Linked DNA regions of Homo sapiens: regions 1 and 2 are each linked to region 3. Evidence: chromatin loops called from intact Hi-C (ENCODE). Cell type or tissue: endothelial cell of umbilical vein. All regions are shown on one strand. Region 1 overlaps RASA1 (RAS p21 protein activator 1). Region 2 overlaps LOC101929380 (a long non-coding RNA gene). Region 3 holds the start of MIR4280HG (MIR4280 host gene).

Region 1 (8,000 bases), 270 kb after region 3:
TAATACCAGGTCAATTAAGATATTGGAGATATAGAACAAAATGAGTTACACTTTGAATGTCCTCAGCTGACATAAGGGCTACTGAGAGGAAGTGACCACAGGGACAGTTTTGACTAGTTTCTAATGTAGTTTCAGGAGATAGTGAATGCTGTCACCGCACTGGCTAACCATTTGGCAGGGATTTTGTAGAAGGGATTAAAGCATTGAGTTTGGTGACTGAGTTCTCTACAACCTGAGATTCTAGAATCCTCAAGTCCTGTTTCTCCCCGCCCCTCCCCCCGCAGCTTTCAAAACTAATAATATGACTTGACTTGCCTTAGATATTAAATAAAAAAAGCCTTTTTTAAAAGAGAGATAAACTGCTTCTGACAACATGTGATAGTGTGATAGTTCTGGCCTAAAAAATAGGAGCATGCCAAACACAAACAAATTTCTGTTCACTTTAGGGTATAAAAATTCTCTTAGTTATGACCAGAAATACTCAGCCAATGACTGAATAATAGAGACTTATGTTTTGAGGGGAATTGTGGTAATATTTTATGCATCCTTTTGCTTTGATACAGTTTTTTTCAAATCCAGGTTCCCATCCTGAAATTGCTGACCGAGCTTTCATTTATTTTCATACCATTTTTCCTCTGTCTAGCACGTATTGAAAAAGCTTCTGGCTATAACAGAACTGCTTCAACAAAAACAAAACCAGTATACAAAAACCAATGATGTCAGGTAGCAGCCTTCGCCCCAGTGTTCTGCATGGATTCAGCATGTCCAACATGGTAATTCACTTCAGTTTAATGTCTCCTTTGCTCTTGCCAAAAAATAGCACACTTTTCCACATTCCAGTGATGTGTGAGCTATGCAAACAAAATCCAAGATTCTGCTGGTGAATAACTATGCCAGCAACCTTGTAAGCTATCTGTGCAGGATATTTGCACTATTTCCACATGGAATCAATCTTTAACAACCTCTGAGCCTTGGTGTACAGACCACCTTTCACAAAACGAAATGCTATGACTGTATCTTGATATCTCGAACTTTCAAAATATATTTTCAGTACACCCAGTTGCCAAAGTTTTGCTGTCTCTTAGAGAAAGAACTATGAAATCAACTGACAAGAAACACATTCTTATTGACAATTGTGTATAACTGGATTGCAGACTGTTCTTACTGTAACTACTTCCTGATTAGGAATATGACCATTTGACTGTTCAATGATTATTTGTATTTACAGTTTCCAGAGTTTGTCATTATAATAGGAACAATCTTTGCTGTATACTTTTAAAAAATACTCTGCTATTTCTCTTGCTGGAACTGTTGAAAGAAAATATATAGAATGATCTATTGCTCATCAGCTTTATTTTTTAAACATACGACTTATTTTGTTGAAATTGTCAAAGACTGTATTTAGATCTCATAATGCTTTGTTAAATGTTTACAAGTAAATAGTTTGAATTCAGTAAATATTATTGGTTGTTGTATTGATCAATGCATGTTACCCATTCAACCATTTTATAGACTACCAATTTCTTTTATGTTAACTAGAATGCTTTTGTTAAAAGTTATTTGTTCATTATTTGTGCTACCCCTTTGATTATGCAGACAACCTCATCAGCTGCCTAACTTATCCATCTTTGAACTTCTGACTACTTGTTGTATCTGCTGGATATTTAGTTCAACTGTATAGTTTTATTTACTTCTGTATGTGTATTTTTGTGAAGTATTCACAAAGGTTAAGTTAAAATAAAACCAAGGGATATCTTGCATAATTGATTACTTCTGTCTAAAAGAGCTAAGCATTTAATTTATTTATTTTCTTCCTCCTTCAGGGGCAGTTTAAACCTTAGCATCAGAGCAAGGCCCAGGGAGAAGCTGAAGCTTTAGATTAGTATTTTTGCTAATGGCCTCTTTTGAAAAGGATTTTATAAATGCAATAATTCCTTCCCTCTCATAATTGTGCAGGGCAGATAGATAGGACATATGGAACATACGTGGCAGAATGACATTGGTAATCAAAGTGAGTGAGACAGGAACCCAAGGAGGTGTTCCCACAGTAAGGAAAGCCCTAGATTCCAAGAGCAACACTTTATGCTATTCCTCTAATGTATAAAATACAGGAAAAAAAAATGCTAAGGGCTTAAAAGATGTCTGCTTAGTAGTTCCAAGCTACAAAAGGCAGTTATTTCTATGGGGGCTGCTAACCTATGTGGCTTCAATCACCGTTTAACACTGATACCAAAAATCTCAACATGTCCCATGCTCCTTTTCCTTGAAATCAGCTCAATTCATTCCATTCTCTCCCTTCTTGGCTCTTTTATCAAATTACTCTCCTTTCCACCCCTTCTGTTTTTTAGCTGGACTTGGACCAACATAGTATCCCAGGTGGTCTCCTTCCTTGGTTACATGATAGAAGACAGGGAGGATATGGATTAGTCAAGATATTTTTGCTGTGCACTTTGGCTCCCATTTATCACACCTCAATCTTTAGCCATACTAACCTGTCATTCCTCAGTCTGAAATCCTTCTCCCTTTTATTTAAAATCACAAACCTGACTTACCCTGCTTCTTATATTTTAACATCATTTGTCTCTCAAGTTGAAATGGAAACTTGTTACTTACCTTTGTAGGCCCTCTAGTAACTAGCTTGTCAGTGTTGAAATAAAATCTCTCACACTTTAACGTTTTTAATGGGGCTGGGTGGGAAAATTTTCAGTGATAAGTGTGGACCTTGCTCTGATGCCAAAGTTTGGCGATCTGAAAGGGAAAATGAGACAAATTGTGAACATCTTGTAATTCTGTCTAGAGCCTAGCAGCAATATATTTAACTAGGACTGCGATGGAGGATTTATAACTTTTGGCTTCTTCCACTCTGCTTTTGTAAAAATCTCACATCACGAATTTTATTCCTTTCACTCTGGAATGAGAAAAAAAAAAAACCCACAAAACTCAAGCCTACAGTGTAAAGAATTATTGTTAGAGAGATGAATATGCATATAGTAAGTATTGCCTTAAAATAGATGTAACTATAATGGTACCTACCTTTCTGGAAAGTACAGCCTGGGATGTACTGAGACTGAGGAGGTGTGTGTATTTGTGCAATTTAATTAGATTCAGGACACTTGAATTACTCGGAATTCCTTCAAGCCAGTTTTCCTGAAAAAAATCTGGCTTGGTAAACAGACGTCCACAGTTTGGTTCCAATTATAATAGTTAACACTTACTGAATACTAGTGTATGCAGGTACTATTCTAATTAATCCTATGAAGAGTAGGCATTTTTATCTTCCCCATTTTCAGTGTGGGAAACTGGCACTTAGAGGTTTAATAACTTACCAAGGTCACATAGTGAAATACAGCTGGCCATGATTCATATGTAAGTAATTTGCTGTAATAGTCTGTGCTTTCATATTTTTATATTGACTCATTTCAATTTGAATTACATTTCTCTAACATATTTAATCTGCAAAATTCCTAGTAACTGTTATAATCTACTTACACGGATTCACTTATAGGATCTAATAGGTTAATTATAAGGCTGTGGTGATGTGTGCCTGTAGTCCCAATTACTCAGAAAACTGAGGCAGAGGATCACTAGAGCCTAGGAGTCTGAGACAGCCTGGGCAACATAGCAAGACCTTACATCAAAACAAAATTAAAAAACAACCACAACTGAATATACAATTTGCTGCTACCTACTTATCTATACTAGCGTAAGAGTTTGATGTAGACAGCTATTCAAAATCATATATCTGGTTTTTTTTAAAAACCCATTTGGAAATGTTTTCGGGTAACTAAAGAAAAATAATATTCATTACCCAGACGACTGGCTTTCAGTACCATGTAACAGTTGAAATACCTTCTGCAGTTTAATAGTAATGGACAAATAGCTAAATATATCAGGATGGCATTCAAAAAGCCATTTATAAAGGTTTCTAGAGGGCAAAACACATTCCTTAACACTTTTAAAGCTGGCTACTAAGTTTTGTTTTTTGTGGTGCCTTTTTTAAAAAAAGCATAGGTTTGCCTATCATATTTTGCTTAAAAAATTAGGCAAATGAGTTGCAGCTTTAATTTGATATTAGTCACGATGGAATAAGAATATTCAAAACAGGTGCTATTCTAGCTCTTTTGAAGATGGTTTATTTTACATAAAGTTACTGTGAAAGGGAAAGAAAACAATAGAAAAGTTTTAATATATTTTATGTTTTCACATTATACTTTTTAAATAAAGTTAAACGTTTGATATGCTTCCTACTTCTCTTGATTAGTTAGCATTGAGAAATCAACTTCAAATGGTTAGAGAGATTCTACCAGGTCGTCATCAGTCCATTCTTCCTAAGAAGGAAAAAAAGTGTGGTAAGGATAACACTGAAGCATAACCAGTATTGTTTACCTCTTACCTCCCTTTAAGAAAATGTTCTCCTCCTTTTACCCATGTGGATTACAAAAGATAAACCAGGAAATTTTGTAATAGTTCACTGTTAGTAATGTTGGCATGGTCTCACCAGACTCCTCCAGTGAGGAATAAAGGTTATGGCTGTGACCTTTTGCCTCTGATTATTCACTTATTTGACTTGACAGATAGAAAATTTTTTTTAAAAGGGGGTAAGGGAAAAATCCTTGGAGAATAAGAAAAAAAGCAAAAATGTAGTATGTATACATATTGCTTCTGCTTTCTATGAACACAGGAAGGATTCTTCATTAAATAAAGACAGAAGAGAGAAAAATCCCTTTAATAATGGACAACAGTACTGTACGTAAGGAAGTATGCAAAAAATGAAAAAACCCACAACTCTATAATGCCTGTACTCTTGGAGAATAAATCTTAACAGTATAGTCACACCAGAATGTATAACAAAAATAACTTAGAGTTCATCTTTGGAGTAAAACATACCTCCTCATGTTTGGATTTCTTTGAGACGTAATCATCATCTTCATAGCCTTTCCTCTTCTTCCTATAATTAAGCAACTATCAATAAGCAATCCAATACCAGCCACAGAAACTATAAAATGTAAAATAAACTAGCAAGGCTATAGGCAATATCATGTATCTACTGAACAACAAGGCCAGGATAAATGGAAAAAGATAAACAGCTATGGGGTAGGGAAAATGATACTTTTACAATCAATCTTTAAATTAAATGCAATTCTAATTAAAACCCTAATAAAATTTTTCATGGAATTGTCAAATCTAACACTGACCTAGGAAAGAGTGTGAAAAAATAGGAGCGAATATAAAAAAGAACAGTGTTGGAGGACCTTGTCCCAGTTATCTTTAAAGCACACTACAAAAGCTACGGTAATTAAAAGTGAGATATTAAACAGATCAATGATCAGACTAGATAAGCAAAGTAATGACTATGCAGAAGGATGAATTTAATGTGTGATAAGAAGTGTTTCAAGTAACTAGGAAAACATGAAATAAAAAATGAGCTGGGACCTGCTGGGCACAGGGGCTCACAATTGTAATCCCAGCTCTTTAGGAGGCCGAGGCGTCAGATCGCCTGAGCCCAAGAGTTTGAGGCCAGCCTGAGCAATGTGGCGAAACCTCGTCTCTACAAAAAAATTAAAAAATTAACCAATGTGGTTGAGCACCTGTAGTCCCAGCTGCTGAGAGGCTCAGGTAGGAAGATCACTTGAGCCCAGAAGGCAGAGGGTGCAGTGAGCCAAGATCAAGCCACTGCACTCCATCACACCTGGATGACAGAGAGAAGACTTTTTCTCAAAAAAGCGGGGTGTGGGAGCTGGGGCAAAAATTAGTATTTGGAAAAAAGTTGTGAAAAACAATAGAATATATCATATATAAATAATATATCATATATAAATAAGTACAATCAGCCTTCTGTATCCTGTGGGTTCCACATCTGTGGACTAAACCAACTGCGGATTGAAAATAAGGAAAAAAATTCTATCTGTACTGAACATGTACAGAATTTTTTCTTATTATTCCCTCAAGAATACAGTATAACTATTTACATAACATTTACATTGTATTTAGGTATTATAAGTAATCTAGAGATGATTTAAAGTATATGGGAGGATGTGTATAGGTTATATGCAAATACGCCATTTTGTATTAGGGCATCTGTGGATTGTGGTTATGAGCAGAAAGTCCTGAAACCAATCCCCCATGGATACTGAAGGATGACTGTATATAGAATCTATAAAGCACTACAAACCACAAAAATGTGGCCAGGTGCAGTGGCTCACGCCTGTAATCCCAGCACTTTGGGAGGCTGAGGCGGGCGGATCACGACGTCAGGAGCTTGAGACCATCCTTGGCTAACACGGTAAAATCCCGTCTCTACTAAAAATACAAAAAAAAATTAGCTGGGCATGTTGGCATGCACCTGTCGTCCCAGCTACTTGGAAGGCTGAGGCAGGAGAACTGCTTGAACCCGGGAGGCAGAGGTTGCAGTGAGATCACGCCACTGCACTCAAGCCTGGGTGACACAGCAAGACTCCATCTCAAAAACAAACAAACAAACAAAAAAGCCAGAAAATTGGGCAAAGGGGATAAATAAGCAATACAGATGAAATATAAGTGACTGTTAAGTATGGAAAGTTCAATGTCCCATAATCAAGAAAATGCAAATTAAAATACCAATGTGATACTTTTTCACCCAGACTAGCAAAAGCTAAGCATTGATAATCACCCATTGTACAATATGTATGAAAAATGCAAAGAAGAAAAAAACGCTGCTTATTTCATAAATATATGGATATACGTGCAGAGAAAAGGCTGGCAAAGGTAAACAACTGCTAAGTAACTTCTGAGGTCATGACAGATTTGGGTTTTGATCAAAGGGAACTTTGGTTTCACTTGTATTGACTGACAATGACAAAACAGTTTTTGTGTCATGAAAACTAAAGGTAAAATAATTTTGAAGATCAAGGAAAACAAATATTTAGTCCTAAAGTAGCACTACTCATGGTAGCAAGTACCAGAGCTGGTCCATGAACAGTTTCCAGTTTGCAGTGAGTTAAGTACAGGAATTGTGTTTCATAATTTTTTTTTTGTTTTTTTTTTTGAGACAGAGTCTTGCTCTGTTGCCCAGGCTGGAGTGCAATGGCGTGATCTTGGCTCACTGTGACCCCTCCAGGGTTCAAGCAGTTCTCCCTGCCTCAGTCTTACAAGTAGCTGGGATTACAGGCACCCACCACCACGTCCAGCTGATTATTGTATTTTTAGTAGAGACGGGGTTTCGCCATGTTGGCCAGGCTGGTCTCGAACTCCCGACCTCAGGTGATCCGCCCGCCTTAGCCTCCCAAACTGCTGAGATTACAGGCATGAGCCACTGTGCCCGGCCCTAGAAATTTTTAATAGCAATTTGATATAATAATTTTATGACTGCTGAATCTAATAAAACTTGAGCTTATGTTTTTGTCTTCACTTTTCTAGTAATTCATTTTTTATTGAATTTTACAAAAGTATACATCTAGTGATTTTTTTTTAAAAAAGTCCTTCGCAGTTTGAGAAGCACCCCTCAAGTACTCATAGATATTCAGAATTTGGCCCAGTACAAGGCAGATGGCAATCTGGAATACAATGTAAGCTATGGCAGTTAAGAATTTTGGATTATGGTCCATTCAGTTACTTAGCTAGAAAGGGTAGGATTAGTAGTTCAGTGGTCTAATCCAGGGGTGGATAAACTTTTTCTTTAAAGAGACAGTAAATATTTTCGGCCTTGCAGGCCCTATAACCAGTTTCTGTTGCAACTACCTAACTTTTCTGCTGTATCATGAAAATAGCCATAGGTGATATATAAACGAATAGGTGTGCTACATTCCAAGAAACTGTGTTCTAAAAACGCTAATGGGCTGGATATGCCTGGTAGGTAACAGTTTGCCAACCCCTGGTCTAATCCCATTTCAAAATCAATGCAAAAAGGACATAATCAGTGCTGCAATACTTTTATTCATTAAAGTCAACATTACTTCTCTGTAACCACTCTGAAAAATTCCTGTTACCACTGAAACCGAGGAGTGAATGAAATCCACCAATTT
Region 2 (8,000 bases), 75 kb after region 3:
GCTGCCATAATAAAATACCATAGAATGAGTGGTTTAAACTACACACATTTATTGTTCTTAACAGCCCCAGAGGCTATATGCCTGAGAGCAGGATGCCACCATGATTGGTCTCTGGAGAGGACTCTCTTCCTAGCTTGCAGAAGGCTGCCTTCTGACTATATAATCACATGGAGAGAGAGAAAGAGGGGAAGAATTATGGGGAGGGGAAAGAAAGAGGAAAAGCAGGGAAGGAGGACAGGGGGATCTCCTTACTCTTGTAAGATCATCAGTCCTGTCAGATTAGGACCTCATCCTATGTCCTTACTTAACCTTAATTATCTCCTAAAAGCCCTATCTCCAAACACATTAGGGGTTAGAGCTTCAATATATGAATTGGAGGGGGATGCAATTCAGTCCACAACATGGATCCAGGGGTCTTCTTTAAAAAAAAAGAATGGAAGATTAGTTCAAATTCACTCACAGGCCCCTGAAACTTCTATTTCTCCATCATTACAGTAATTTTGCCTTTGTTTGGAGGGAGCAGTTCATTAGACTTTTGTTTAGATCTAAATTGGGTTGGAGGTGGAGTGAAGGTGCAGGGAACTCACTGAGAAAAAAAAAAGACTTTGGAAGCAAATCTTATTTCAGTGAATTTGACTGAATACAGCAGAGTGCATCCCTGCAGGAAGTGGTGAAAATTGACTGCTCTGGTGGCTTTGGAAACCCCAAACCCTCAATCACAATCACAGTGATGGTCATCAATGTCTATGTCAAACACTAGAAGATAAGAGGACTTGTTCAATATGGTAGGTGCAAGACCTCCCAGGGACTCAAGGAATAAGTAGAACAGGATTTAAAGGAGTTGGAAAGCCCAAGAAAGCAGGTGGTGATATCTTCTAGAGAAATCACCAAGACTATGATTCCCCATACCCCTTTCCCAGGCTGGTGTAGCCTGGGAACACATAAATTATATCACCTGTAACTTCACCCTGGTTGGCATGACTCTAATTTTAATAGTCAAATATATACTCAAATATTCTTCTTCTACTTATGTTAAACTCTAAGAGCTGGCCCCAAACAGAATATCCACATATTCTCTCTTTTCTTTGTTTTTTTAGTAATATAACTCTAAGTACATCCCCTCTGCTAGGATAACCAATCATTGCAGTTTTTCCAAAACTGAGGGTTTTGAGGGGAGCAGTCCTTTCAGTGCGAAAACCTGCATAGTCTGGGCAAATCAAGACACTTAGTCATGCCAAGTCTAGCTCCTACTCTAAGAAAGTAGGAGACTCTTGCTAGCGTAGGACCAGAGAATATACTGCTCCTATGCCCCCCAAAACAGAGTGCCTGAATCCAGTAAAAATCATTCTGATTTCACCCAGTGAGATCTTTCTTCTTCCTTAGACCTCTGAAAGATAAAGAAATTCACTATTTGATGTGGCTTAGAACTCTGATCCCTGGTGTTATTTACAAAAACAGGTAATTTGCTGATTTGGATTTTTTAAAGAAATTGCATTAGAATATTTTTTATTTTAATTACTGAGTTTTGGGTGCCCCCTTAAATTTTACACTTGGAGCAAAGGCCTTACTCACTTCACCCTATTCTGACTTTACCAATAAGTAACTGGCTCCAAGTGATTCCTGGTGGCCAGTCACCAGCCTCTGATGGTTCAGTCCTCCTTGCTCCCATCAAGTGCATCAAACTCTCTGTCAGACTAAACTGAGGTCCCTCCAGCCTGCCACGTGTACCCTGTGATACCCAAATCTGCTGTAGTTTCACAATGATAAGCTTATGTTCTGGTACTTTTGCTATGCTTATGTTAAAATCAAATGATAGTGATTTGATTCTTGAAAAATAAATGTACAGTATATGCTTTTAATTCCTGCAGAGATACACTATCTGAAGCAGAACACAGCATGGTGTTAGAAAGCACAGCTCTTGAAAGCAAATTAGGTCTCTGTCATTAACAACCACACTATGATGAGCAAGTTAATTAACTTTAATGAAGCTCAGTTCTATCCACTGTAAAATAAAGATAACACCTACCTTATAGAGTTGTCTGTGAAGATTATATAAATTAGCATAAATAAAGTGTATATCAGGCTAGCTGGCAGGAAAGTATGCTGTGAATGCTAATTCTCTTTCTTCACCTTTCCTGCCTGGTCTCCTCGCCACTTCTCACCAAAATCATTTTTGCAATTTTAGTATTTGTGGATCTAGAATTTTGTCTTGACAAGTGCACTGGACATATTTTCAAACGTTTTGGAAAAAAATAATTATTCTGTCATTGTACTATTAGGTTCAAAGTATAGTTTGTTTTGTATTCTCTTGAACTGTTTGTGGTGTAAAAAGTAAATAATCAGGCTAGAGAGTTCTCAAGTCCAATATGACTTTTTTTTTTTTTTTTTTTTTTTTTTTTTTGACAGAGTCTCGCTCTGTAGCCCAGGCTGGAGTGCAGTGGCGTGATCTCGCTCGCTGCTACCTCCACCTTCCAGCAATTCTCCTGCCTCAGCCTCCCGAGTAGCTGGGATTACAGGCACACAACACCATGCCCAACTAATTTTTGTATTTTTAGTAGAGACAGAGTTTCAACATGTTGCCAGGCTGGTCTTTAACTCCTGACCTCGTGGTCCACCCACCTCAGCCTCGCAAAGTGCTGGGATTACAAGCATGAGCCACCGTGCCCGGCCCCAATATGACTTTAAAAATATATATTTATTGAGCACAGTGGTTTTTCTTTTCAGATTCCCTGAATAATACTGGAACTCTACTTGAGATTTCTAAATTTTAAAGTTAGTAGAGGATGCTGCTGTGTTCAGCACTCTCGCATGACAGTGACCCTGAGGCAAAAGAACTTCCTCCCAGACTCTCTCACCTGCCCCTGTGCTTGCTGCTTAAACAGGTATTGTTCCCATATTTATTTCTCTGTAAGTTAAGACCTTTCCATCATTACCACGTGGGGGAAAAATCACTGACAGAATAAGCTAAAGTACTTTCCAATATGAAAAAACAACTCGATTTAGAAGGTTCATGATAAAGTAGAAGTAAATTATGAAGACTGCTTCTCTGGCTACTACTTTATTCAGACTATAAGGAGATAAGATTTTTTTTAACCTTGTTTTGTGCTAAAACATCTTAAAGAATGCTAGCCCTTAAAACAGACTATCATCTATCATCTATCAATAATGTCTATATTTCAGTGGGAAATACATTCAGAATCTAGTTTGTTCATTGTGATTCATTCCTTAATTAAATGCTATTATCTTTCCAACAACTAATGAAATATGCCCCAAGGCCTGGTGCCATCAGATGCATTTTAGAAAATTACTATTTTATACGAGCACAATTATGCCTATTTTAATTGATGGAGCTGACATTAAATCATCAGAAAAAAAATAGCTCTTTCAAAGGAACTAGTGAAAATGATGTTTGCATTATATTTCTTCAAAAAGTTATAATGTCATCAATTTTCAAATAATATTTTTTTAGTGACATTCATAAGAGACTCAGTTTCCTTCTCTGACCTTGATTTAATCATGTCAGGACAATCTGAGGCATGTCCTCCATGGTTGCACAAGATTTTGTCAAGTGGACAAGAGGTTGGGGCTAGAAGAAATCTTAGAGATCATCTAGTCCAACACCTCACTGAACAGAGAGTGAAAGTTTTAAAGATTCCCTAAAGGCCAAAAAGCCAGGATGAGGAAGATCCAGAGTTAGAGCCCAGGTTTCCTTGTTTCCAGACTAATGCTTATCCCACCTGTCATACTACATGATCATTGCACTGGTCTCCCAAATCTTTCTGTTCACAAACTAATTTATATAAGGAGAATGAGCACATCATGGTCCCCTTCAGAAAAAGTGATAGCTTCAAAGTGGAAAGCTTAAAGAAATGAATTCTAATAAATTAGACAATGTGAGATACAAACATTTGTCGAAATCCCAGACAAGAAGAGAAGCTCTTTTCTCTTTTTCTTGTCCTCTTTAAGAAACAAAAGAAAAATATATCCAAATTCTAAATGTCTTGAGTTTCAGGAAAAATGCTCTATTAATGAGTCAGACTTTCAAAATAATGTTAGCAAAGGAAGTGACCGTCAATGCGTGGGTGAGGCTTTTTTTTTAGAAGTCACACCAAAAACATAGCTCTATATGTGCAGTTCTGAAACATTCTCTCCCTGTCTATTCAGAGCTTCCTCGAATGTGCAGGCTGCCATGGACTAATTTAGCTTCATTTTGCTTTCTGCCCTCTTATTTCATGTATTCTGAGGTTCAGCCCAGGAGCGCTATTATTTTCTTTCAGTAGTCCATGTACCCTAACACTTCTGAGACTTTGATGTTGCTCTTTCATTTGCCTGGAATGTCACTTTAATCCTTCTTCTCCACTTGACAAAATCTTGTGCATCCTTCAAATGCCTGATTTACTACCACCTCCTCCTTAAAGCCTTTGCCAATCTCCTAATTTATAATTAGTGACTACATGCTATAGCACTTTTGTTGCGTCTCTTATAGAAATTAATCCAGTATACCTCATTCTGTAGAACTCTTGACTGTCTTCTCTGCTGTTATTCAGATCTAATTGAGGCCTAGGAAAATATCTGATTTTTATATGTGCTGGGGGCATGTTAAGTATCAGGAATTCCAGAGTAAACACGAAATAGCCTTTGTTTCAAGAAGCTGTCTCTAGCAGGCAACCTTAGATTGTATTCCCCTGTCGAAAGCAGACTGTGACACAGGATTTGGATATAAGTGTTTGGGAAGTGAGGAGTGAGGAAGTGACATAGTAAAGGAAGGAAAGTTGAAAAGGGTACATTAATCAGAAGCAGGCTTCTGCTATGGGCAACTGGGCCCAGTACTGCTGAGGACCCACTGAGAAACTATGGCGGACATGCCTCAGATTGTCCTTCTGAGATGAGGAAGCTGGGCCATAAATCCCTCAATTCTGCCCTCCTAGTTTGAAGGTTGCTCCTGAGAGGATTAATACAAATCACTTCTGGCCTGTCCTATACTCAGGCCAAGCATTTCTCCAAGTATCCAGAGAAGACCCTGAGGCAAAGACACAGGTCCTTGAGGCAGAAAGCTGTTGGCAAGTACTGCAACTGCCCACCCCAGCCACAGCTGACCTTCAGGGTGGGCCAGGAGGCTATAGGCAAAGCAGCAAGGATGCTGGCTACAAGGCCTTACACACTGACTGTTGAGTTTATTTAAACTAACTAAATTTAGTTTAAATAAACCTAGTTGCTACTCTTAACAAAATGTAAATTCTGAGAAAGTACTGAATTTATCCTTTTCTAAGGAATCTGAGGAGGTTTTTTTAGTATATTTTCCTTACTAAACTCTCTCTCTCTATCACTCTCTCTCTCTCTCTCTCTATATATATATATATATTTTATATATATATATAAAATACACACACACACACACACACACACACACACAGTATTTTGTTTTCTGTGAAATACTCAGTCAAGAAAAGATTTTGCTTTCTTGAGGAAATTAGATTTTCCTAATATAGACCACTCTTCAAGAGTAGCTTTAGAAAATGCTACTTGCCAGGAGTGTACTCTTTATTTTCCTTGAGGTTTTTTGGGAGTCTTTTTGTTGGTAGTGGTGTCACAGCAGAGTCTTACTCTGTTGCCCAGGCTGGAGTGCTGTGGTGCTATCCTGGCTCACTGCAACCTCCGCCTCCTGAGTACAAGCGATTTTCCTGCCTCAGCCTCTCAAGTAGCTGGGATTACAGGTGCGTGCCACCATGCCCAGCTAATTTTTGTATTTTTATTAGAGACAGAGTTTGAGCACGTTGGCCAGGCTGATCTCAAACTCCTGACCTCAAGTGATATGCCCCCCTTGGCCTCCCAAAGTGCAGGGATTACAGACGTGAGCCACCGCACTCAGCCTTTCCTTGAGATTTTATCTTTTTCACTTAAAAGTAATATCTGCCAATTATAAAAACATTCTAAAATACACAAGAAAAAATGAAAAATCAGCTAATTCATTGGTCCCACCAAATACTGACCCAGAAATATAACATAGAACAATCCTGTTTGTAGTCCTAAGCATTTGTCCTAATAAGATTATCTAGGCTGGGTGAAGTGGCTCACACTTATAATCCCAGCACTTTGAGAGGTCAAGGTGGGAGGATTGCTTGAGCCCAGGAGTTCAAGACCAGACTGGGCAACATGGCAAGACCCTAGTCACCATAAAAAAATTAGCCAGGCATGGTGGCACACACCTGCGGTCCCAGCTACTAAGTTGGCTAAGGCTGAAGGATCGCCTGAGCCTAGGAGTTCAAAGCTACAATGAGCCATGATTGTGCCACTGCACTCCAGTGTAGGCAATAGAGTGAGACCCTGTCTCAAAAAAAAAAAAAAAAAAAAAATGACTACTACCTATTACCTCAACTGTTAGATTATTGATAAACTTGCTGTGTTATTAAAGGACATGCTTATTAAGTGTCATTTGGTTTTGGTTTTCATAATATATGCAGTTCCAACCTTTTATTTTTGCAGACTTAAATTTCTTAAACAGAATTTGCAGCCTGGAGAAAATATTGCTTATAGTGAAGCTATGTAGAGTTTTTAAAAATATTCATTATTGGTTTCTAATTACCCTGTATTATGGTAACAGAGCATAGTCTGTCTTATATTAATATTTAGAACATTTGGAGGCTTCATCCCTGGCCTGGTATATAATTTTTGTGAATATTACATAGATTCTCAAAAACAGTTTTCTTGTCTCAGGTTTTTGAGGAATATGTGCTACCTTCTTCAGACTGAAATCTTGAATTCTAGGTGACATATCACACTATCACCTTGCATATAAACTTATTAATGAAATACTTCAGTGGTGTTCTATAACTTTACTAGTTTGGTCAATTACAATGCCCTGAGAAAAACTATACTTAGAATCCTCTCTTCTACTCATTACAAACTTGAAAGTATAAACTTCTCTAAATGTCATCCTAAGCCTGTTGAGATAAAGATTTTGCCAGAAGGACTGAAGAATAAAGGAAATGTACATCCAGAATATATAGATAGATATACATTCCCTACAATTTCAGTGCACCATATGGAGAACATGGAGTACATGCTCTGTTGGAAGGATCCTTCTGAGAAAACATACTGCTCGAAATAGAACACAAATTCACAAAGCATTCCTCAGCATTTCTCGTAAGACCAACTGTATTTTTCCTAAAGTCCTCAAGCTCCCTTAAAGTTTATAGTGAACACAGTCTTAATAAATAAAGTTGCGGCCGGGCATGGTGGCTCACGCCTATAATCCCAGCACTTTGGGGAGGCCAAGTTGGGTGGATCACCTGGGGTCAGGAGATTGAGAACAGCCTGGCCAATATGGTAAAACGCCATCTCTACTAAAACTACAAAACATTAGCTGGGCGTGGTGGTGCGCACCTGTAATCCCAGCTACTTGGGAGACTGAGGCAGGAGAATTGCTTGAACCCGGGAGGTGGAGGATGCAGTGAACTGAGATCATGCCACTGCACTCCAGCCTGGGCAAGACAGGGCGAGATTCCATCTCAAAAAATAAATAAATAAATAAAGTCATGAATGTAAACGAAGACATTTAGTTCTAGCATCTTCTAGTGATCATCAAAAGGGGATGATACAAAAACTATTTGGAAAATAATCTGTAACCAAAGCATGCAAACTGTTAAAATGTTGCAATTTTAGTAGTTTTCAATATATTTTCCTTGAACTCCTGGCTTCAAGCCAATCTTCCATCTTGGCCTCCCAAAGTGCTGAGATTACAGGCATAGCCACCATGCCTGACCTTCCAATAGATTTTTCAACACATCCTCTGAGGAACGGAGAGCTTACAAATCCAGAAATATTCCTATTACTATATGAAAAAAAAATTAAGGAAGAATAGTTAAAGGAAACAAACTCATATCCTAGTAAAAAACATCTTTTGTGATACTACTAAAAGGAGAGCTAAATAGTAAGGTGAAATGTAGAGACCACATGTGGATTATGAACAAGATTCTTTTTGTTTTTATTATTCTTTAAGT
Region 3 (8,000 bases):
ATCGAACACCAAAAGTTGTTTAGCAGCATGTGTGGCCACAAATCTAAGAAAGTACATTCCATGCAGCTAGGTATGGCGAGTTTCAGCCCTTGATATATGACTGTAAGTAGTGTGTGACAAATCTTTGGACTTCAATCTTTGGTGACACTCTCTATTCCCCTTACCCCATTCCTATGGGTTGGAACATGATCATGGTACTAGTGACCATGTAGACAAGGACAACTGATGCAACTGACATTAAGGAGAAGAACTCGTCTATTACTGTGTCTGTAGCAAAAGAGATACATAAATATTAATCTTATTTAAGTCATTGTACTAAAAGGTTCCCATTGTTTCAGCAACTTAGCTTTTACCCTAAACAAAACATCCACCAATATTTATCCAGGACTCATAAAAAAATTATCTCCTTCTGCCTTATCTTAGCTCCAACCCAACTGTCTGAAAGTGTCCAAACACTCCTCCCTACTGGCGATGGAAAACTAGCTCTGGCTATATTAACTGGGGTGAGAAAACCAATATAGTTCTCCCTGTATCTAAGCTTAAGTTCCCAAGACAACTAGAGGCCATCAACTTTCAACAACATATCACTTATTGTCCTAGTCAGGACTCTTTTCAAGACAAAAAAAAAAAAAAAAAACAGTGACCCCACTTATAGGATATAAGCTGAGGAAGCTTCATACAATGCTAGAGATCCACAGAAACCATAGCATGGTACCAACATGAGTCATGGGAACTGAAACCATTGAAGAACTGAGACAACTCAGTTACCTCTCAAGATTCATGTGCTTTCTAGCTTCTACTTCTCTCTGCACAATTTTTCTTTCCTCTTCCTTCTCTTTGCAGACCAGTTTTCTTGTAAGGGTGTCACCAGTTACATAGGGCTGCCCATTACCAGTGCTACATAGGGAATAGGATCTCAAAGAAAAGGATTATGGGCAAGGATGGTCCAAAGCACGTCGTCCAAAGATGTTAAGCTCTTAAATCTCTTTGCTTTGTTCTTAGCAGGACTCTCCTTTGATACTTTTCCTTTGCCACGGTGAAAATTCAATCTTCCTGTGGGAAGATCTTTCTAGGTCTCTTGGTTCTCTGCCTCCCTGATTCTGTGAAACCCAAAGAAGTCAAGCTCTGTGCCCAGGCCTTGAGCTAACAAGAACACCATCTCCGAAAACCATCTCAGTCTTTCTCCAGCATTCTACCCTGGTAGCTTCTCATCCTCCTGTGATCACCCTCATTTTTCATCCATCTAATGTTTTGGTTACTGATTTTTATCTGTACCTGATACTACTGCCCACACAGAATGTATAATGGGGGCCAAAGAACCATTCACCCTGGATCTTACTCAATAGACTGCAAAATAAACTTCCAATAATCTCTCCATATTAGTTTATACATGCAGTCTCTGGTATACATTTAAGATCTTATTTATAATCAAACTTTAATAGCTCATTATCAGATACCGTATTGCATATCATAAATTACTTTTTAAATATAACCCCATATAATCTTATAAATAACACAATTATATTGCATTGTAATTTATGTACAGTAGACCTCTGTTAGCCATGGTTTTGCTTTCCATGGTTTCAGTATCACAGTCCAAGAGTCTTAAATAGAAAATTCCGGAAATAAACAATTAATACATTTAAAATTGCACACCATTCTGAATAGTGTGATGAAATCGCATGCCGGCCTGTTCTGTCCCACCCAGGACATGAATCATCCATTAACCAGTGTATCCACACTGTATATGCTACCTGCCTGTTAGTTACTTAGTAGCCATCTGGGTTATTATATCAAAACTACGGGCCGGGTTCGGTGGCTTATGCCTGTAATCCCAGCACTTTGGGAGGCTGAGGCGGGCAGATCACAAGGTCAAGAGATCGAGACCATCCTGGCCAAAATGGTGAAACCCTGTCTCTACTAAAAATATAAAAATTAGTTGGACATGGTAGCGCACGCCTGTAGTCCCAGCTACTCGGGAAGCTGAGGCAGGAGAATTGCTTGAACCTGGGAGGCAGAGGTTGCAGTGAGCCGAGATCACGCCACTGCACTCCAACCTGGGCAACAGAGCGAGACTCCTCCGTCTAAAACAACAACAACAACAACAACAACAACCAGTATATATATTGGGCTTTGTACTATCTTTGATTTCAGGCATCCACTGGGAGTCTTAGAACATATCCCCTGCAGGTTCCCACTATATTAAGAGGTTACTACTGTATTAAAAGTACTCGTTTTTGTTTTTTGTTTTTTGTTTTTTTTTGAGACGGAGTCTCGCTCTGTCGCCCAGGCTGGAGTGCAGTGACGCAATCTCGGCTCACGGCAAGCTCCGCCTCCCGGGTTCACGCCATTCTCCTGCCTCAGCCTCCCCAGTAGCTGGGACTACAGGCGACCGCCACCGCGCCCAGCTAATTTTTTGTATATTTAGTAAAGAGGGGGTTTCACCATGTTAGCCAGGATGTTCTCTATCTCCTGACCTCGTGATCCACCCACCTCGAAAAGTACTCTTTCTTATGTTATAATATTAACACCTGGTTTGGGCTTAAAAAAAAAAAAATAGTGTTCCAGAAAAGAAAGGAGAGAAGGGAGAAGAGGAAAGCGGAGGGAGATCCAAGTTTTGCTGGACCTCTGAAAGGCCCTGACCTGGCTTCAGTTCCCAGCTTCCCACTTGGGTTTTATCTCGAATGAAGTTTGTGAATGCAGAGAAATGAGGGAAAGATAACCAGTAAGTGGACAACACTAGAAAGACTGGCCAGAGAGGTACAGAGGACGGAGATTTCTTTCAAGTGGAAAGGGAAGGAGTGGTTTCAAGGAGGATGTGGTATTTAAGTTGGCTTCACTATATATTATATTTTATGTAATGTGAGTGACACAAGCGTGGGAAAGTGAGAAATAGGAGAGAAAAAAGAGAGAGAGCGAGGAACATGGAAAAGCATGGGGAAGAGAAGAAAGTCGTTTTACAGCCTATGTTCAATAAACAAACGACACAGTGATCACAGTCAGACACAGCAGCTTCTCTGAAGCCCTCTCCTCTCTCAAATATTCCACAAATTACAATCTTCTATTTCTAGAGATTCATTTCTAGGGAACTAAGCAAAGCTCTCAATAGGGGTATATATTTGGTCTATACTAGTTACTAGAAACTCAGTATCAGTTGACTTACATGACTGAGAAGGCAGGGACTAAGATACAAAGTATGCAGGTGAGTGTGGATAGGGCAGGGCACCAAGTTGTGCATAGAAGCCCCACTTGGGAGGCACTGCTGGGAAAGACATCCTAGGTGGGGAAGTGGAGCATGGGTGGAGCTTGGTGGGCAAGGGTGGGCAACACGGACACTAGCTTATATGGTTTGGCTCTACGTCCCCACCCAAATTTCATCTTGTAGCTCCCATAATTCCCACGTGTTGTGGGAAGGACCCAGTAGGAGATAACTGAATCATGGGGTGGGTCTTCCCTTGCTGTTCTCGTAAGTCTCACGAGATCTGACAGTTTTAAAAACGGGAGAGAGAGCACAAGTCCTCTCTCTCTTTTCCTGCCGCCATCCACCTAAGATGTGACTTGCTCCTTGCCTTCCACCATGATTGTGAGGCCTCCCCAGCCATGTGGAAATGTAAGTCCATTAAACCTCTTTCTTTTGTAAATTGCCCAGTATCTGGTATGTCTTTATCAGCACCATGAAAATGGACTAATACACTAGCTGTGTCACACACAAGAGTAAGAATATGATAAAGTGCCCATTTTTTGCTACATGACTATTTTGCTCAGAGCCATCCAGGAAAGAAAGAAAATAAGAAAGGGAATTGAGGTTATGGAATGCCAAAATAAAAAGACCATGAAGGCAGGAAGTTTGTCTAATTTGTGCTTGCTTTATCCCAGAGCTCAGAACAGTGCCTGACACTCAAATAGGTTTTAAGCATATGAACAAATGCCTACCTGGTGATAGGCCTTGTGCTTGGGACTTTACCTGCATTAGCTCATTTAAGTCTCACACATCAACACAGATGAGGAAATCGAGATACAAAGAGTAAGTGTCTTGCCCTAGGTCATCCAGCCAATGAACAGCAGTGCCAGAATTCAAATCCTAGCCTAATTGACTAAAGCCAGTGCTATTAACCACCATGAAATGCTTCTTCACTAGACAGGAAACCAGACGATGACTATAGCATACAGTAATCTGAGTTTGGCACAACTCACTGTGATGATAGCATCATTCAGATACAAACTGGAGGAACCAGTTTTAAAGAAGGGTGAGGGGATGCAGAATATTAAGGGAAGCTGAGTGGTCAGGCTGACTCTATGTTATGGTATCAAATTTGGCTTGCCTGAATTTTAATTAGGACAAGAAATATTTCAAAGCACAAATGAGAAGTTATTTTCATCTCTGCTTCTCTCTTTAATTCAGAGTTCTCTAGAAGAAAAACAGGAAATGTTCCTATATTAAGCAAGTGGTATCAAAATCTATCATATCAGTATTGAAAAGCACCAGGTAATTTCTTAGATTCAGAAACCTCAATTTATCCCTAATGAAATACTAAGAAGGCTGCAATAACCAATTACTCAGAAACATTTTGGTGTTTCTTTGGCTGACTTAAACTGAATTATTTCTATATCCAACTGTTTCTATTAGTCATCACAAACTCAAAGACATTAGTTTATTCTGGTACTTTAAAAAATAATACACAATAGAAAAACAAAAACATAGGATGAATAAATGGGAGGAAATATATATCAATTAGTACCATTCATTTTTTATTCATTACTATGGTATTGAAGGACTTTGGCAGGTGACATTGTATATCCAGGCTACTAAGTCTATTTCTGAATGTTTCTACTGCATACCAGAGAAGAGTGAGGCAACAGAGACCAAACTGCCAGCCTTGGACCAGCTAGTAAAGAACGGAAATGAGTCATCCATTTTTCACCCACACTCTTGAAACTAAACCTGAAAAGGAAAAAAAGTTTGATACAAAATAGAACTTGTTTATTCCCCTATCCACATTTGCTAGAACAGTGCCTAGCATAAATGTTTATGGAATAGATGGTTTAATAAATATTTGTTGAATGAATAAACAAGTGAATTTTTTTTTTCTATTTTTCCCTCAAGCTACGAATATGCAGGAAGGCAAGAAAAAGAGAATAATGCTGATTGCCCACAGAACTCGTTTGCTGAGACTACAGACAGTTTTGTAGTCAAGATCCGCTTAGACAAGTAATAGGCATTTTAAACTTAACATACCTGGAGTAGAACTTCTAATTTCCTCCCTTATAAATTGTTCTCCCCCAGTCTTCTCTCAGTAAATGCATTTCCACTTCACGAGCAGCTCAAGGCAAAATCCTAGGGGAGATGCTTGATTCCTCTCTTCCCCTTGTTCTCTATATCCAAACCCTCAATATGTAGACCCTACTCCCAGAGTGTATCCAGAATCTAATTACTATTTCCAGTACTACCATGCTAATCTCACCACCATTGTCAAACACCTGCACTACCACAAAAACCTCTAACTTGTCTCTCCTCTTCTAAGTTTGCCCCTCTGCAATTTAATCTTCATCCAGATGAAAATGTGATCATTTTGAATCATGCATATTCTTTCCTTTCTCTCCTTATAATGCTGAAATCGCTTCCTGTTGTACTTAGAACAAAAGTCCAATCTGTCTCCTCTCTATCACTCTGACCTCATCTTCTGCAACACTGTCCCTTCTGTTGTCACCATGCTGGTGTTCTTTTTTCTTTTTGAACATACCATGCTCTTTCCCATCTCAAGGACTTTGCACTTGCTGTTTCTCTGTATGGAATGCCTTTTCTCCAAATCTTGACGTGGTGGAGTCCTCATCATTCAGGTTTTAGCACAAATACCTCCTTATCTAGGATGCCTTCCCTGACTAAAGCTGACCCTCTCTGCAACATCCACACACAAGGTACATTCTATCACATCACCCTGTTTTATTTTCGTCTTAGAACTTAACACTATCTGAAATTAGTTGATAAATATGTGTGCTTACTTCATTCATCTGTGTCTCCCAATGAGGATGTAATTTTGAAAAAGTAAGAATCTTATTAGTCTTGTTCTTCGTTACATCTCTTGGACTACAGTGAATATTTATTGAAAGAATGAATGTTTTCTGAAAGTCCTTGAGCAGTTTTTGTGGTTGGTTTTGATACTTTGTTGAGTGTTAATTGTTCATTATGTCATTATGTTAAAGGTCTCTGCAATTAGGATACAAAGTATAATTGAGACTGAGTCATTTTCTATTGGTTTTAGAGCAGAATCTGACAGTCCTCTCTTGGGAAAACACTTTTAAACTGCCACTATATCACAGAACCAATTCTGACATATCTATATCAAAAACTAATTTCCTCAATTCTGTGTGTATGGCATCCAAATTTTTTTTCTAAATATTACCTACATTTGGCATGGTCATCATAGCTAAATGATTATTTCAACCACACTTTTTCTGCTGCTTCTCTACCTTCCTTTTCATTTTTACATATATTGGTGATTTCCTAAATGTAAATGGTTGAGTTTAAATGCCAGCAGGGGGTAAAAAAAAGAAATTCTTTGCAAAGGTAGAGAGATTTGTTACTCAGCCAAGTGCTTCTTCAGTAGCTAAGTTCTCATTAGAAAGCTAACTTTTCAGAGTAGCTCAGAGGTGTCATTTAGAATTATTTCATTTTACCAAGCTAGCATGAAATCTCATGACACCCTGAGGCTACTTGTCCTGGAGTGTCACAAAATGACACTCTGTCCCAATCACCACTAAATAATATTAACTCCTAAGCCTGATCTTCAAAGTCTAAGAATACAGCCCACATACATCCAAGGAGAGGGTTTTTTTTCCTAAAAATGATTTTAAATGGTTTTTAGCTTATTGCAATAACCTAGCCTTCATATTTAAATTAGTTGCATTAGAGAGCTATTTGTCATTGCAAACAAAGCTGCATTTGTAGCTTTGGATTCATTTTACAGTACCCGTCATTTGTCCACCTGGCCTTCTACTTGTACACAAATCACAGCATAACTCTGACAAGATATGGTTGTTTTATTTGATTGTTTTAAGTTTTTAAGTTGGAGAGAAGGATCATAACATAACCTAAAAAGGAAGTATATAAATCCTAAAGAAGAAAAATTAAAAGATTTAGATATCCAAGAAAAAATAAAAATTAAAAAGAATCACAGCTATTCAAAAAACAATTCTTCAAAAATAAGAGTTAATAAAATAAGAATTTAAAAGCAATATCATATGTGATACAGAAAACTTGACTATATTATTCATTTTCCAATTCTGTTCAAATGCTAAGTTTTGCAATAACTTACTAATATGAGAAACAAGTGGGCACTAAAGCAACACTGAGATTATTCATTTATACTAGATAATGAAGTAGCAATGTCAAAAATTTCAAGTTACCAGTTAGAGGAGTCTTAAATGGCACTTGCTCCAAGACATGTCTTATTACTTAACATGAGAAATATGAAGACAGAAGACAATAGAGCAGCTTCAAGAACTTTTAAATCTATTTTGAAAAAACACATGTAAAGCCACATAGCCTAAGTGACAAATTAGTGCAAGAGATACTAAATTTTTGAGAGTGTGAACAAAAACTTTATATTACTTTTCCAACCTAAAATATTATTCAATAAAAACTCTATATGAAGTGTACCTTGCTCAATGTCTATCAATATTAATATTTTTAAAAATTAAAAACAGCAACCTTTATTTAGGAATTTATCCTATAAATATGCATCCACCTGGGTACAAAGATAAATAGTTTTAAATGCTGACTGCTGAAAATGTTCATCACTGAAAAGCATGGAAACAGCCTAGATTTCTGACAATAACATACTGAATACACTAAATATATTTATCCAAATAATGTAATACTCTGTAGTAATTTTTAAAGTGAATTAGAATTATAATTTATTGTTATCAAATGTCTAAGAAATACTAAGTTTAAAAGTAAGTTGTCAAACTAAGTATAATTTATTAATCTAAGGATATGTAAA

The links. A loop is a pair of places that touch in the nucleus more often than their neighbours do. Peaks named below come from ENCODE experiments on the same cell type or tissue, not always from the same donor. Only the 100,000 strongest peaks of a DNase experiment are listed, where the experiment ranks them.
Region 1: a loop joins it to region 3, with 10 times the contacts of the local background. A loop is called at or near these places in 7 of 110 quality-filtered maps.
Region 2: a loop joins it to region 3, with 5 times the contacts of the local background. A loop is called at or near these places in 4 of 110 quality-filtered maps.

Annotation. Positions count from the first base shown.
Region 1 is chr5:87,390,157-87,398,156 of GRCh38, forward strand. RASA1 (RAS p21 protein activator 1) reads left to right here. Exons shown (of 25, transcript NM_002890.3): 25 at 644-1,760. The coding sequence ends at 727. CCNH (cyclin H) reads right to left here. Exons shown (of 9, transcript NM_001239.4): 8 at 4,888-4,948; 9 at 4,118-4,328. The coding sequence ends at 4,290. Among named protein-coding and RNA genes, the nearest start is that of CCNH, 19 kb to the right of the region's middle. In endothelial cell of umbilical vein, no CTCF peak of the experiment used is centred here; a DNase peak (open chromatin) is centred at 3,335; H3K27ac peaks cover 2,729 bases.
Region 2 is chr5:87,191,159-87,199,158 of GRCh38, forward strand. All of the region lies in intron 2 of LOC101929380 (a long non-coding RNA gene), which reads left to right. Among named protein-coding and RNA genes, the nearest start is that of LINC01949, 44 kb to the right of the region's middle. In endothelial cell of umbilical vein, no CTCF peak of the experiment used is centred here; DNase peaks (open chromatin) are centred at 4,193 and 4,673; H3K27ac peaks cover 2,092 bases.
Region 3 is chr5:87,116,585-87,124,584 of GRCh38, forward strand. MIR4280HG (MIR4280 host gene) reads right to left here and starts at 5,611. Exons shown (of 2, transcript NR_186582.1): 1 at 5,237-5,611. LOC101929380 (a long non-coding RNA gene) reads left to right here and starts at 3,564. Exons shown (of 4, transcript NR_105018.1): 1 at 3,564-3,610. RefSeq lists an enhancer at 957-1,056. In endothelial cell of umbilical vein, no CTCF peak of the experiment used is centred here; DNase peaks (open chromatin) are centred at 4,157 and 4,877; H3K27ac peaks cover 2,512 bases.